Regions from separate parts of the Homo sapiens genome. Here all the other regions are linked to region 1. A link is an interaction called in ENCODE POLR2A ChIA-PET data of the cell type or tissue named here. Cell type or tissue: Panc1. All regions are shown on one strand. Region 1 overlaps SKAP1 (src kinase associated phosphoprotein 1). Region 2 overlaps SKAP1 (src kinase associated phosphoprotein 1). Region 3 overlaps SKAP1 (src kinase associated phosphoprotein 1).

Region 1 (5,000 bases):
GGATTATTACATTAACTACCTTTATGATCTCAGAGAAGTCATTTAAGTTCTCTGATTTTAGCTTTTCTCATCTGTAAAATGGGCATAATACAAACACAAGATAATAATGTAAAGGTACCTATAAGCAACCTCTGTATAATCACATGAGAAATGGTGTGCCTTTCCATCTCTCCCTTCCCTCCATTTATCTGTTGGTATCTATTTTGTCAGGTCCTCCCCTGCTTTGGTTCTGTAATTACCCTTCCTAACGGAGTTCCTAAACATCTCCCATGGCTCAATACTTAAGAGCAAGTGGTGAAAAGAACAGAAATATAGTAAATAATTTTGTAAGCAATCTAGTATTAAATTAATTGATATTAAATTAATCACAAATCATTTTAATAGTAGCAAATTAAACTAAGCAAGTGTGTTTGCTCTTTTAAAAAAATGGGTTTAGAAAATTATCATTTTCTAAGTTATTAATGATTAATATAGGGCAATAATTTGGGTGTTGACCTTAAGGACTTGTGTATAGAGTATCTATTAGTACCAAGTGGTAATTTGAAGTATAAATGCTGATTGTATCACCTTAGAGCCAAAATCATTGATTAAACAGGCATATTCAACATTAAAGTGTGTGTGTGTGTTTAATTAAAATTGATTTTGGAAGAATTCTCCAACTACTGTTCCTTTTGTTCAACATTATTTTTTGATTGTGAGAACAAAGTAAAATTGAGGTATTGTTTAAGTTAAATCATGTATGTTGAGAAGTATCTAATTTTGTCTTTTTTTCTCTAAGGCCTAATAACTTATATATCTACTTCATGTCTTAATTTCACTTAAAGCTAAAAAAGGCTTACTAGTGTTCATAATTCAAAAGTTGGAAATTTATCAGAAGATCCTAAATGCTGTAGGAACATTCAGAGCCCTGAGTATAGGGAAAGATGTGGAAAACAAATTTGAGGAAAATAATTATTGGCTTGGCATCACATTTTTTTCATGATAAAATGATATTCTATGTGCTAATTCTGCCATCTGCTATGTTCTATGAGGGCTTTCCTTCAAGCAGTGAAAGCATTTCGTGTTGAGTGTTAGTCTAGTCACAGAAAGAAAGAAAATTCGTGTATATTTGGACATTTCCACTTCATTCACCCAATAATTCTCTCTAGTAATTGTAAAATAGAAATATCATTTTTAAATTTCAAAAAAGAGAAAAAGAGGAATAAGAAAAGGAAAACAGGGCCGGGCACGGTGGCTCATGCCTGTAATCCCAGCACTTTGGGAGGCCGAGGCTGGTGGATCACGAGGTCAAGAGATCGAGACCATCCTGGCCAACACAGTGAAACCCTGTCTCTACTAAAAATACAAAAAATTAGCCGGGCGTTGTGGCAGGCGCCTGTAGTCCCAGCTACTCGGGAGGCTGAGGCAGGAGAATGGCGTGAACCTGGGAGGCGGAGCTTACAGTGAGTCAAGATTGCGCCACTGCACTCCAGCCTGGGTGACAGAGTGAGACTCTGTCTCAAAAAAAAAAAAAAAGAAAGTAAGAAAAGAAAAAAAGAAAAGGAAAACAGAATTTCTAAAATTAAATTGCTTTCCAGCCACAGCCTTGATTTCTTGAACTAACGGTTTCAATAGTGTATTTATTGTTATGTATAGTATAATTCGTATTTTACAGGCAACAACTATCCATCTGTTCTGATAGGTGGAAACTGTCTTTAAATAATAAAGGAGCTCCTTTCTGACACAAATGCTCTCTACCTTTGAACTAGAAATATGCAGGATGATGTTTGCACCAGCCTAACAATTTACATTAAGATCTATTTGATATAGCTTATAAAATCTATTATTTTTGCCAAATACTTCAGTTGAATAGACTAGGCTAGTGTGTGTGTGTATGTGTGTGTGTGGGTGTGTGTAGGTGTGGGTGTGTGTTTAGATTATCTCGGAAATATTTCCAGCTCACTCACAGGTTAATAATCATACAGTGATGTCAGCCAAACCAAGTGCTGACAAGGAAATGAGAGCCCTGTTCAGGAGAGAATGAGTAAATATCCCAAGAGAGGAATCAAACAGCAAGCAGTCATTTTTCATAAAGAGAAAAATCACTAAACTAAAGAAAAGAGGTTTTAAAAATAAGTTAAGTTGAAAACTTGGACAACCTAAACAGACATGCAGATGTGAAGATTCTAACAGGGGAGGCATTTGGAGCATGGCCAGCTCCCTGTTCCACCTGCCACAGGAGTTTGCCTTTGGGCAGATACAGCTCCCAAAGGTGTTTTCTCCCTAGTTTCATGGGGGGAGGGAAAGAGAAAGGTTACAGTTCGGGTGTGTTAGACACACCTCTAGCCAGAGTGGTGTTCTGAGTTATTCACATTGTTGATGACAACAATACTAGAATAAAATAAAATGTGAAAACTGTGTGCTGATTTTTAAGTACCACGTCAATATGCTTAAAAAATAATTTGAGGTTTTGTGTGTCTTTTCTGAACACAGTAACCACACACCACAGTGTCATAGCTTGCTTGCTTGCTTGCTTGCTTGCTTGCTTTTTTTTTTTTTGAGACAGGCCCAGGCTGGAGTGCAGTGGTGCGGTCTCAGCTCACTGCAACCTCCGCCTCCCAGGTTCAAGTGATTCTCCTGCCTCAGCCTCCCAAGTAGCTGGGATTACAGGCATCTGCTACCATGCCGGGCTAATTTTTTGTATTTTGAGTAGAAATGGGGTTTCACCATGTTGGCCAGGCTGGTCTTGAACTCCTGACCTCGTGATCCGCCTCCCTCAGCCTCCCAAAGTGCTGGGATTACAGGTGTGAGCCACCGCACCCAGCCATAGCTTTCTTACTAATTAAAAATTCCCAGATTTAGAGCCTTTGGAGCTTCAGTATGAACTAACTTCCCAAATTAAAACTGGATTCAGGTACGTCTGTTAACAGATTGGAATTCATTAAATCCCACCACAGACAAATCCTATAAAAAGTGTATATTGTTTCAAATAGCTGGAAAGGAGAGCAGCCTTCCCCATCACTCACCAGAGCTGTGGCTCACCCCAGTAGAGTCATGTTTTTAGCAAGGTTCCTGTGGGAGACCTGTTTATGAAAGTGGCATTTGTGATTCAGACTTCAGCTCCCCATGCCAGCTTCGGAAAGTCAAACAGATGTTTCCTCGTTGACTGCAGCATAGCTCATCACTTATCCCAAGAGGAAAATCAGAAGAGGCTGGGGACAAGTACAGTTCTGTCAGCCACAACCACAAGAAAATGGAGATGGAGGGTGTGTGTGTGTGTGTGTGTGTGTGTGTGTGTGTGTGTTTTGTAGATTTGATTAAATGTAAGTTTAAGTATTGCTTTATTTAAAGATAGAATGATTCATCATCTATAGAAAATTTTATCCTCTACCTAAATTTCCTTTTCTACTCCCTTTTCCCTCCCCATTTCCTGGCAAAGTTCAGTATCTTTATGGGTCTCTTTGGAGTACAATCTTTGTGCTTTTCAGTTTTGCCTTGGATTAATAGGTTGTCTGAAAGCAAAGCTTAGCTCCTGATTTGTTTTATAAGAATAATAAGACCAAAGTTACTTTTCATTCACACATCAAAACACATGCATACCAAGAAAACAAATAAAATGTACATTGAATCTCATATACCACAGTAATGTGGCCTGGGAATTAAACTCATTAAATGGATTTCAAAGAACTGGGTAGTATGTAGTGGAAAACAATTTTGCAGTAAGCCTGAACTAACATTAGGTAGAACATAGTAAGACCTCTTTATTTCTGATCTCTGTGTGTGTGTATATATATATGTATAAACATATATATGTATACATTTTGTATATATATATAAAGTAGTGTTGCTGATTTTTAAGCTAGATATCAAATGCTTTAGAAAATACAAAAAATCAATTTTAACCATTTCCATGTTTTTGTTTTGGACATTTATTAGATATAATCTTGCCTAATTGTAGTCTAAAGTCAGATTTTTAAGTTAGATAAAAAAAAAAAAGCTGATGTCTCTTTGCTTGGATTGAATTCCTCTAGTCCTAGGCCCTAAAACAGTAGAAGGGTTGCGGCTGGTTTAGAAGTTTCTCTGCAAATGTACGTCTCTGTCTCTCCCTTTCAGACACTCTCGTTTGCTCTCCTTTCTTGCTCTGTGCAAACGCAGAGTGGTGTCTGTGTTTCAGGAAAAGAATGTGTGTTAAAAGAACTAATGGTCCGACTGTCCATCAGACTGGGCAGCAATGGAGGTCATCTGGCGGTCAAAACCAAATAATTTCAGCCTGTTCCTAAAGCCCCTGAAGCTGTTGACTCGATGACTGGAGTTCACCGCCTCTTGTTGCTTCTGTATCCTCTGAAACCTGGGACCTTTTTTTTGGAGACAAGAACGGACATATTTTCTCCATAGCAACTGTGTGCACAGTGCCCACCATTCAGCATTTGCTCAGGTTAGCTTGGCTAAAGTATACAGTCAGTGCTCCCTCTTGATACGTGTCTGCCCTGAATAGAAGATAGATCAGATTCTAAACCTAGAGGCCCCCAAAATATTGGAAGAGTCAGGATACTTGTGCATGTTTGAAGCTCATTGTTATACAGAAAATTTAAATATTTAAAAATAGAAAATATTTGTCTGCTTTTATAAAGAGACCCAATGTTCTTAATGCAAAACTTTCTACAGGCACATATTTTAAGGTGACTTCCAAGTTTCCACATTCATATGGAACAGATGGGAATGGAAGTAGTTTCAGTGTGCTGACAACTCCATTAAAAATGTTTTAAAATCCATAATCCATAAATCTGAACCACATATTGGTTATACTCATAGCCCTTTCAGTATTTCTTGTACCCTATTTGTGAATACCACCACCTGCTGGTAGTTAATGACAAGCTCTCACTTTGTTTACTGAAGAATCAACCTAAAAGTCAGTATTAAGTAAAATTTAAATGTTTTTAAGTAGGTACAATTTTGAGGTGAAAATCTATTTACTGTGTTAGTTTGAAACATCCTAACCACAATTAATTTGCAAAAACTTT
Region 2 (5,000 bases), 71 kb after region 1:
ATCAGCATTTTTTTTTTTTTTTTTTTTGAGTCGGAGTCTCGCTCTATCACCTAGACTGGAGTGCAGTGGCGCAATCTCGGCTCACTGCCACATCCGCCTCCTGGGTTCAAGCAATTCTCCTGCCTCAGCCTCCCAAGTAGCTGGGATTACAGGTGTGCACCACTATGCCCAGCTAATTTTTTGTATTTTTAGTAAAGACAGGGTTTCACCATGCTGGCCACGGTGGTCTTAAACTCCCGACCTCGTGATCTGCCCACCTCGGCCTCCCAAAGTGCTGGGATTACAGGCGTGGGCCACCACGCCCAGCCCCAAGCAGCATTTTTTGAGAGCTTCTGGCTGTGCCCTCTTATAGGTACTTAACTCATGTGTCCTTTTATTGAATTCTGAGACTTTCTTGTATTTTGCTCTATATCTCTTTTGACCTCTTGGATTTCACATAGATCTGCCCTAGGAGGCAATTCCAAAGATTAATCAGTTAGTACATTTAAAAGTAACCGAGTGCTCACTTTGGCAGCATATATACTAAAATTGGAATGATACAGAGAAGATTAGCATGGCCCCTGTGCAAAGATGACATGCAAATTTGTGAAGCATTCCATGTTTTTGAACTAACGCAGAAACAGAAAACATAATATGGCATTTTCTCACTTATAAGTGGGAGCTACACACTGGGTACACATGGACATAAATATGGCAACAGTAGACACTGGGTAAATGCACGAGGAGGTAGGGAGGGAAGCAAGGGTTGAAAAACTATTATTGGGTACTGTGCTCACTACCTGGATGACAGATTATTCATACTCCAAACCTCAGCATCACACAATATACCTTTGTAACAAACCTACACATGTACCCCGATTCTAAAATAAAAGCTGAAAAACATAAAAATAAAATAAAACCTGCTCATTTTACTCATAAAAAAGTAAATAAGAAATATAGATACTAAAATAATTTTTTGACACCAGGAGTTAGAATAACCACACATCATGCCTGTTTCTTCTTCCAAAAAACAGGGTCTCTTTTTGTGGGGGAGTGAGATAGGAAGACCCAATCTTTCCTCATCCACTTCTGTGCATGTCTGAAGCTCAGAGTATTGGAAACAGCATGGGCTATTCCAACTGAGCAACCTTCAGCAAATTATGTCATTTCATTACACCTCAGTTTCCTAGTCTGTAAAGTGGGGATGATAATAAAACATGCCTCATAGGGATATTGTGGGACTTAGATGTAAAAATGCTTGATACAATGCTGATGAATTTAAAACTGGTTAGGGTTTTGGGGGGCCATTTTTGTTAAAGCATATTCATTTTAATTATTTTGTTTATTATCTGCTTTTTTTTCTTTGTACTACTGACCTAGAACCTCAGAGGTTTTTTTTGTCTTCAGTATAACAGGATTTTCTCCACAGATTTCTGTAACCTGGGTTCACTATAACCTGGATTCACTGGTATTTTTAAAAGACCTTCAAAAATTAGAAGGGCAACATGAGTCTATTGAGGTCTCATGAAAGTTGTCTTCTGTGTTGGTTTGCTAACTACAAATGTGTCATTTCTACCATTTTCTGGGGTCCTTTAGTCTAGCTCCTGTTGCTCATGTTCTGTTTCCTAGCTTCTTACATCACAGCTTGTTGAAGAACTTGATTAAGTACGTTGTGTTCATTCCCTTCCTTTCATCTGTTGTCCAATTTATTTCTCCATGAACAGTTCCATTCAGTTAGTTTAAAGCCATCTGTTTGAGTGCTTTCTATATCTTTGAAATTTTAGATGCTAAATCTATTACTAATGTTTTAGAATTTTTCACCTTTCATATGTTAAGCTAAATTCCTTTATAAGTGAAGCACAATGCAAGAAAAATGTGTGGTATAAGTGTAAACTCAGGTGGATATCAAATGGAACCACGGAAGTTAAAGAATTATATATGCCTGTTCAAGGGACTAATCAAGGAATAGTCATTGAAACCAACTTCCTTGTTAGCATCGGAAGATGACACTTCCTGCCAGACACTACAAACTATCATTTATTGACTGGTTCCTGAAAATTGAGAAGAAGGCAAAAAAGTAACCCAGAAAAGTAAGAAGCTAAGGAAAAGCAGTAATGAACATATTAAAGAAGGCCACAGAAATCAAATGCACAAAAGAGAGGTTCATGAACAGATTTGAAATCCACAATCACCAGACAAGAGAAAACTACCCCCTCCCCAACCTATCTGCAATACCCTCCTCACCTTGGTACATTTGAGGCATTTTAAAGCGTGTGTTTGTGTTTATGTCTGCAGATGCACACACACCAGCCATCTGTGACTGCATTGGAATTGCAGGTGGAATTTGACCATTCCCAGCCTTCAGATGTTAAATTTTCTCCAATCTCATACACCCAATCCCCAGGTTTTTTACATGAGTACTTTAATGAAGGATCCTGCTAAACTTCACCCTGTCTGAAATTCACCCCTGTTAGCTATTAGTCTCTAGGCTCAAGTTGGTTAGGTCCCTCTTTTAAACAGTTGAAAAGAACTTGAATTAAAAGGAAGAGGGAGGATGGGAGAAGTCCATAACTTAACAGGGGGACGATTTGAACAAAAGATGTTTTTTAAAAAACTATTTATTTTCCTTTCAGGATGATTTAGCAAGAGACCAAGCCAGCTGCCTATAATGAAAGTTAGTGGGCACCTGGTTTGTTCTGCAGGGGCTGCAGCCTTTTTGCGTGGAAATTGTGTGGCCTCCTGTGCTATTAGCCTTGTGCTCTGGTGTTGCCAACTGATTTCTCCAATTCTCTTTTCTCAGTGGGCTAGAACGCAGCTGGTTAAATAGGCCGTGACTCACATAAGCTCTCGTGTCTTTTTTATTGACTGCTTTATGGAAATGTATCACACTCCAAAGGGTCCCCATTGTTGTTGCTGTGCATAGCTGACTAAAGAGTCATGTTTAGCATTGAGAGATGGAATCCTATTCTGTCGTTTTTTATTGCTTTTTTTGATGTGGGTGGGATACAAGGGTTTAAAGGAAACTAGATGAAGAGAAAGATATCTGAGAATTTCTTTTATCTTCATCTGCCATGAAAGTTGGGTGGCCATCACTTCTGGGTAACATACTTCTCTGTTGATCTTATCTTTGTGGCCCCATATCCTTCAGCTAAGTGAATCTTTTCTTTATACGGGCTGTTCTGAGAGGTTTAGTTAAGTGTAGTGGTAGGGAGAGATTATGACACTAATGTAATTCTGTTTTGTGCTGATATAATGTAATACACCTTTAGACTTAGCCAAGAGGGCCATTTATTCTCAATAAATCAAAATCATTTTTATTTTTTCATGACGGTGGTGATATCTTTTCTCAGGTAATGAATAAAAAGCTTCTTTTTTTAATTGTATACTTAAATATAAATTGTTTGCCTTAAAATAGCAACTTATACAATTGTTTGCAACTTCTTCCTATTTTTATAACCGTCCTTTAAAGCATATTTTACATACTTTCTATTATGCATTAAGTAGTTCTCTGCAGATCTGTTCGTTTACCAGTAGGTGTGGATCCAGGCATACAAGATTCCTGCCTCATCACCCCATGGCATGGCTAACACTGTTCATCCTCAGGATCACTAGTTCTTGATCAGTAGGACCCTGCGCTGACACTGAAAGAGGAGGTACCTTGCATGCCACTGTGGATTCCCACCTTGGTTATTTGGATTTGTCAGATAGATCATGGAGCTAATGAGATTGAGCTCAGAGCCAACTACATTGAGAACAACTCTGTTATTGAACTCACCACACAGTACCTTGTACACAGAAGACAGTTAGTAGACTAGAGACTGATCTGACCTCATTTCCTAATTTTTTTTCCGTAGACATTCTAAACTGAGCCTATAATCCCATTTTTTCCCACTGCCCATAAGGGGAACCAGGCAAGAGAATTCCTCAATACAGATTCTGTCTAATGAATAAGAAAGCAACATAGACCGGGTGCGGTGGCTCATGCCTGTAATCCCAGCACTTTGGGAGGCCGAGGCGGCTGGATCCCCTGGGGTCAGGAGTTCAAGACCAGCCTGACCAACATGGAGAAACCCCGTCTCTACTAAAAATACAAAAAACTATTCAGGCATGGTGGTGCATGCCTGTAATCCCAGCTACTTGGGAAGCTGGAGCAGGAGAATCGCTTGAACCCGGGAGGTGGAGGTTGCAGTGAGCTGAGATCACACCATTACACTCCAGCCTGGGCGACAAGAGTGAGACTCTGTCTCAAAAAAAAGAAAGAAAGAAAGCAACATAACACATCTTACTGACTATACACAAAAACACACCATATAAAAAGCTGTTTCCAGCTCTATTCCTTTTCAGAATCTTGTTAGTGAATGACCAAGAGAAAAAATTCAGCAGCTCCTTTGGTACCCAATTTTAGCAAACTGAGTTTGACTCTTGGGGAGAGAAGGTGGTGATGGTGCTATCCCTTGTCTCCTAGAATTAGTGACTTAGAGTTACATCTCTGCTGTATTATGTCTTTGTTTCCTTAGTGGTGGCATTCTTGGGTTTCAGTTGGTGGGGAGAGAAAAACCTCATGCTGATAATGTACTGAAAGTAAATGAAATTAAATAAGCGAAGCAGTGCTCATCACTACTTCCTCCCCCCTGGGTAATTCAATTCAAGCTCTCTCTCTGATGGCAACTCACAGGGGCTGTCTCTGTCACCCCGCTGGGGCCTGGAGTCTTAACATCTAAATAAAAGTTTCACTCAGGCATTTTTTATGCTCCTGCCAGCAGGATCAGTGAGCTGGTGTGGGCACATTAATGTAATATTCATACTCACAGACTCTCCCTGCACACGAGGCAATGTCTTCCCATTTTCATAATTATAGATGTTCCATAAAATGGCATTTAAATTTGCATTAAAAAAAGGAGGTTTGAATTCTAATAGAACGTTTAACATGTCTTTTATGATTCAGACTCTTGGCATCTTTGACAAGGAGCTGTGTCTCTAAGTTTAACAAGACCTTTAAAAAGAAAAGAAAAAAAAAACCT
Region 3 (5,000 bases), 130 kb before region 1:
TTTGCATGTGTATACTCAGTTGTCTCAGCACCATTTGTTGAAAAAACAACTTTTTCAACATTTAATTGTCTTGACCCTCTTGCAAAAATTGACCATAAGTGTGAGGGTTTATTTCTGGATTCCCAATTCTATTCCTTTGAACTTTATCTCTGTCCTTATGCCAGTACCATATTTTCCTAATTGCTGTAGTTTTGTGGTAAGTTTTGAAGTCAGAAAGTGTGAGTCCTCCAAATTTGTCTTTCTTTTTCTTTCCTTTTTTTTTTCTTTTTTGAGACAGAGTCTTGCTCTGTTGCCTAGGTTGGAGTGCAGTGGCATGATCTCGGCTCACTGCAACCTCGGCCTCCCAGGTTCAAACAATTATTCTGCCTCAGCCTCCCAAGTGGCTGGGATTACAGGCACTAGCCACCACACTCAGCTAATTTTTGTATTTTTAGTAGAGACAGGGTTTCTCCGTGTTGACCAGTCTGGTCTTGAACTCCTGACCTCAGGTGATCCACCCGTCTCAGCCTCCCAAAGTGCTGGGATTACGAGTGTGAGCCAACACGCCCGGCCATTGTCTCTCTTTTTCAAAATTGTTTTGGCTATCTGGATTCCTTACATTTCCAAGTTAATTTTAGGATTAGCTTTTCAATTTCTACAAAAAAAGCCAGCTGGGATTTTGATAGGGGTTACATAAAAGCTTTAGATCAGTTTGGGGAGTATTGCCATTTTAACGATATTAAGTCTTCTGATCATGAACATAGAATATGTTCTATTTATTCGTAAGTGCTTAATTCTTAATTCTTTTACCTGCTTTATTTCTTTTCTTTTTTTTTAATTTTTATTTTTGAGATAAGGTCTTGCTCTGTCACCCAGCCTGGAGTGCAGTGATGTGATCTCAGCTCACTGCAGCCTCAACCTCCCTGGGCTCAAATGAGGCCACCTTAGCCTCCTGAGCAGCTGGGACCACAGATGTGCACCACCATGCCTGGCTAATTTTTGTATTTTTTGTAGAGGCGGGGTTTCATCATGTTGACCAACTCCTGGGCTCAAATGATCTGCCCGCCTTGGCCTCCCGAAGTGCTGAGAATAATCCCAAGCATGGACCACCATGCCCATCCTACATGCTATCTTAAATGGAATTTTATTAATGTCCTTTTTGTTTGTTCATTGCCACTATATAGAAATACAGTTGATTGGCTGGGCGTGGTGGCTCACACCTGTAATCCCAGCACTTTGGGAGGCCCAGGCGGGTGGATCACCTGAGGTCAGGAGTTTGAGACCAGCCTAGCTAACGAGGAGAAACCCTGTCTCTACTAAAAATACAAAAATTAGCCAGGTGTGGTGGTGCGTGCCTGTAGTCCCAGCTACTCAGGAGGCTGAGGCAAGAGAATTGCTTGAACCCAGGAGCCAGAGGTTGCAGTGAGCTGAGATCGCGCCACTACACTCCAGCCTGGGAGGCAGAGTGAGACTCCGTCTCAAAAAAAAAAAAAAAGAAAAGAAAAAAGAAATACAGTTGATTTTTTTACATTGATCTTATATCCTGCAAAGTTGCTGAACTCTTTTATTAGTTTTAATAGTTTTTTAATAGATTCCTTAGGGTGTTCCATATACAGGATGTCATCTGCAAATAGAAATAGTTTTACTTCTTCCTTTCCAGTTTGAATGCTTTTTATTTCATTTTCTTGCTTAGTTGTCCTGGCTGGCATCACCTGTACAATGTTCAGTATAAGTGGTGAGAACAGACATCCTTATCTTATTCCTGATCTAAGGAACGTGGGGAAAGTGTTCAGTCTTTGACCATTTATTTTCTTTTTAATTTTTTTTTTTTTTTGAGACAAGAGTCTTGCTCTGCCACCCAGGCTGGAGTGGCACAGTCATGGCTCACTGCAGCCTCAACCTTCCAGGCTCAAGTGATCCTCCCACTTGAACCTCTTGAGTAGCTAGGACTACAGGCATGCACCACAATGCCCAGCCAATTTTTTAAAAATTATCTTTTGTAGAGATGGAATCTCTCTATATCATCTAGGCTAGTCTCAAAACTTCTGCCCTTAAGTGATCCTCTTGCCTCGGCCTCCCAAAAGGTTGGGATTACAGGCACGAGCCACCATGACTGGCCAGTCTTTAATCATTAAGTACAATGTTAGCTGTGGGTTTGTGTTGATGCTTTTTATTAGTTTGAGGAAGCTTCCTTCTATTCCTAGTTTGTTGAGAATTTTTATCACGAAAGGCTGTTGACTTTTGTTAAATGCTTCTTCTGTGTCTAGTGAGATGATCATGTGGTTTTTTTCCTTTATTCTATTGTTATGATATATTACATAAATTGAATCTTAGATGTCATTTATTTTTGCCTTTTAATTCAGCTTCCCATTTCCTCATTCGTTAGCATTCAAAGGACCCTAGTGGAACCCATTAAATCACATATGCAATAGATACAATGCAGAGCTTGGATGTTGATGGTGGTCCTTTGTGAAATATTCAATTTCCAGGACTTTGTATCTCATCAAAAGTCCTAGCGATGGCTATTTAGGATTTTTTGTTTGGTGGTTTTTTTTGTTTGTTTGTTTGTTTCTTTTTGAGACGGAGTCTTGCTCTGTCTCCAGGCTGTAGTGCAGTGATGCAATCTCAGCTCACTGCAACCTCCAACTCCCTGGTTCAAGTGATTCTCCTGCCTCAGCCTCCCAAGTAGCTGGGTCTACAGGGGTGTGCCAGCATGCCCAGCTAATTTTTGTATTTTTAGAGAGACGGGGGGTTTCACCATGTTGGCCAGGATGGTCTCAATCTCCTGACCTCATGATCCGCCCGCCTTGGCCTCCCAAAGTGCTGGGATTACAGGCGTGAGCCACCCGCCTTGGCCTCCCAAAGTGCTGAGATTACAGGCGTGAGCCACCACGCCCGGCCTGGCGTTGTTAAATGACGTGAATATAAAACAAATTTTTAGGTGTGCTTATCCAACTATATAAATTCATAGCAATATTTTGATAGTATGTATCAGGGGTCCCCAACCTTTTTGGCACTGGGGACTGGTTTCATGGAAGACAATTTTTCCATGGACCGGGGGTGGGGGGATGGTTTGGCGATGATTAAAGAGCATTAGATTTATTATGCACTTTATTTCTATTATGATTACATTGTAATATATAATGAAAAAATTATACAACTCACCATAATGTAGAATCAGTGGGAGGCTTGAGCTTGTTTTTCTGCAACTAGATGGTCCCATCTGGGAGTGACAGGAGTCAGTGACAGATCGTCAGGCATTAATTCTCATAAGGAGCACACAACCTAGATCCCTCACATACACAGTTCACAATAGGGTTTGTGCTCCTATAAGGATCTAATGCTGCCACTGATCTGACAGGAGCTGGAGCTCAGGTGGTAATGCAAGTGATGGGGACCAGCTGTAAATACAGATGAAGCTTCACTTGCTCATCTGCTGCTCACCTCCTGCCATGTGGCCCTTTCTTTAAAATTTCATAATTATCAGATCACTGAGGAAATAAAGGTTCCTGTGTGTGGCCCAGGGGTTGGGGACTCCTGATATATATGATACAGTTTCATATTACACGCACAATTTTTGGAGGTGGAAAATTTTAACTATATTATTTATACGCTTTTGGGGGATGACAAACCTTTTGTGCAGAATAAAATGTGTAGCCAGTGTTTCTGGCAGTTGTAATCATTATCAATGTATTTTGTCTTTGAAAATTTGTAGAACCACCCCCCCTCTGCAATTTCTTCCTTCAACATAACATGATTTGTTTCATATTATGTATTTCTATCATGTCCCTATTTTATAATATATGTTCACATTAATTGCAGTTCCCTTCTCTTGGAGACATTTGTCTTTCTCATGTGGGTTCCTTCACTTGGTTGTATTGTCATTTTCATTGATGATGCATCTGCTAATTAATATTTCTTTGAATGCCTGCCCTTTTGTTCTTGATTTTTGCAGTTCAGCTCTATTTTTTATTTCGGCTCTATTTATTGGTATTTCTTTCTAGCTTCTATTGGCCTGTGACCTTCTGTGACTTATTTATAATATTACATGTTTATGAAATTGACAGTCCAGGCCGGGCGCGGTGGCTCACGCCTGTAATCCCAGCAGTTGGGGAGGCCGAGGCAGGCTGATTGTCTGAGCTCAGGAGTTCGAAACCAGCCTGGGCAACATGATGAAAACCCATCTCTACTAAAATACGAAAAATTAGCCGGGCTTGGCGGCATGCGCCTGTAGTCCCAGCTACTCAGGAGGCTGAAGCAGGAGAATCACTTGAACTTGGGAGGTGAAGGTTGCAGTGAGCCAAGATGACGCCACTGCACTCCAACCTGGGCAACAGAGTGAGACTCCATCCCCCCCCTAAAAGAAAGAAAGAAATTTACAGTCCATTCTCTGCCATCAGTAATAATTAATATGTAAATGTTTACTTAAAATGATTTAGAAAATAGTTATTTCTTATGGCTAATATATGTCATAGTTTTCTAAATTCATAGCAAGGTCTTGGATTATTAGAACATGTTACCTACAGGTATATATAAAATTTTAGTTATTATTTATTCTGGTAACATATACAAAATATAAATTTTACCATCTTAACTATTATAAAGTATACAGTTCTGTGGCATTAAGCACATTCACATTGTGCCACAACTATAAAGTTTTTTTTTTTTTATTATACTTTAAGTTTTAGGGTACATGTGCACATTGTGCAGGTTAGTTACATATGTATACATGTGCCATTTCTTAATCCTTCTGATTTTCCTTTCTCCCTTAGTACATCTTTTCTGTTTTATCAACTTTCCTTTTCTTTTAGATGCTGAAGAGTTTCTGGCAGAAGGTTTGCGGAATGAGAACCTCAGCGCTGTTGCAAGGGATCACAGAGACCATATTCTACGGGGCTTTCAGCAAATCAAAGCCAGGTTTGTATAAACTGGTTCCATTAATCTTCTTCATAAGCTTTAAAACAATTTATAATCAGTAAAATAAAGTCACAAGGTAAGACATACCTATCATAGTTCTTTAT

The links. ChIA-PET counts read pairs that join two places held together with the same protein. Peaks named below come from ENCODE experiments on the same cell type or tissue, not always from the same donor. Only the 100,000 strongest peaks of a DNase experiment are listed, where the experiment ranks them.
Region 2: POLR2A ChIA-PET joins it to region 1 with 5 read pairs; 2 of 35 experiments call an interaction of 5 or more read pairs at or near these places.
Region 3: POLR2A ChIA-PET joins it to region 1 with 5 read pairs; 3 of 35 experiments call an interaction of 5 or more read pairs at or near these places.

Annotation. Positions count from the first base shown.
Region 1 is chr17:48,263,029-48,268,028 of GRCh38, reverse strand. All of the region lies in intron 4 of SKAP1 (src kinase associated phosphoprotein 1), which reads left to right. Among named protein-coding and RNA genes, the nearest start is that of SKAP1-AS2, 29 kb to the left of the region's middle. In Panc1, CTCF peaks have their summits at 4,614 and 4,815 (motif pointing left); a DNase peak (open chromatin) is centred at 3,093; H3K27ac peaks cover 1,459 bases.
Region 2 is chr17:48,192,285-48,197,284 of GRCh38, reverse strand. All of the region lies in intron 4 of SKAP1 (src kinase associated phosphoprotein 1), which reads left to right. It also overlaps the pseudogene RNU6-1152P. Among named protein-coding and RNA genes, the nearest start is that of MIR1203, 38 kb to the right of the region's middle. RefSeq lists an enhancer at 4,499-5,000. In Panc1, no CTCF peak of the experiment used is centred here; a DNase peak (open chromatin) is centred at 2,845; H3K27ac peaks cover 353 bases.
Region 3 is chr17:48,396,576-48,401,575 of GRCh38, reverse strand. It overlaps SKAP1 (src kinase associated phosphoprotein 1), which reads left to right. Exons shown (of 13, transcript NM_003726.4): 2 at 4,791-4,896. Among named protein-coding and RNA genes, the nearest start is that of SKAP1, 31 kb to the left of the region's middle. In Panc1, no CTCF peak of the experiment used is centred here; no DNase peak of the experiment used is centred here.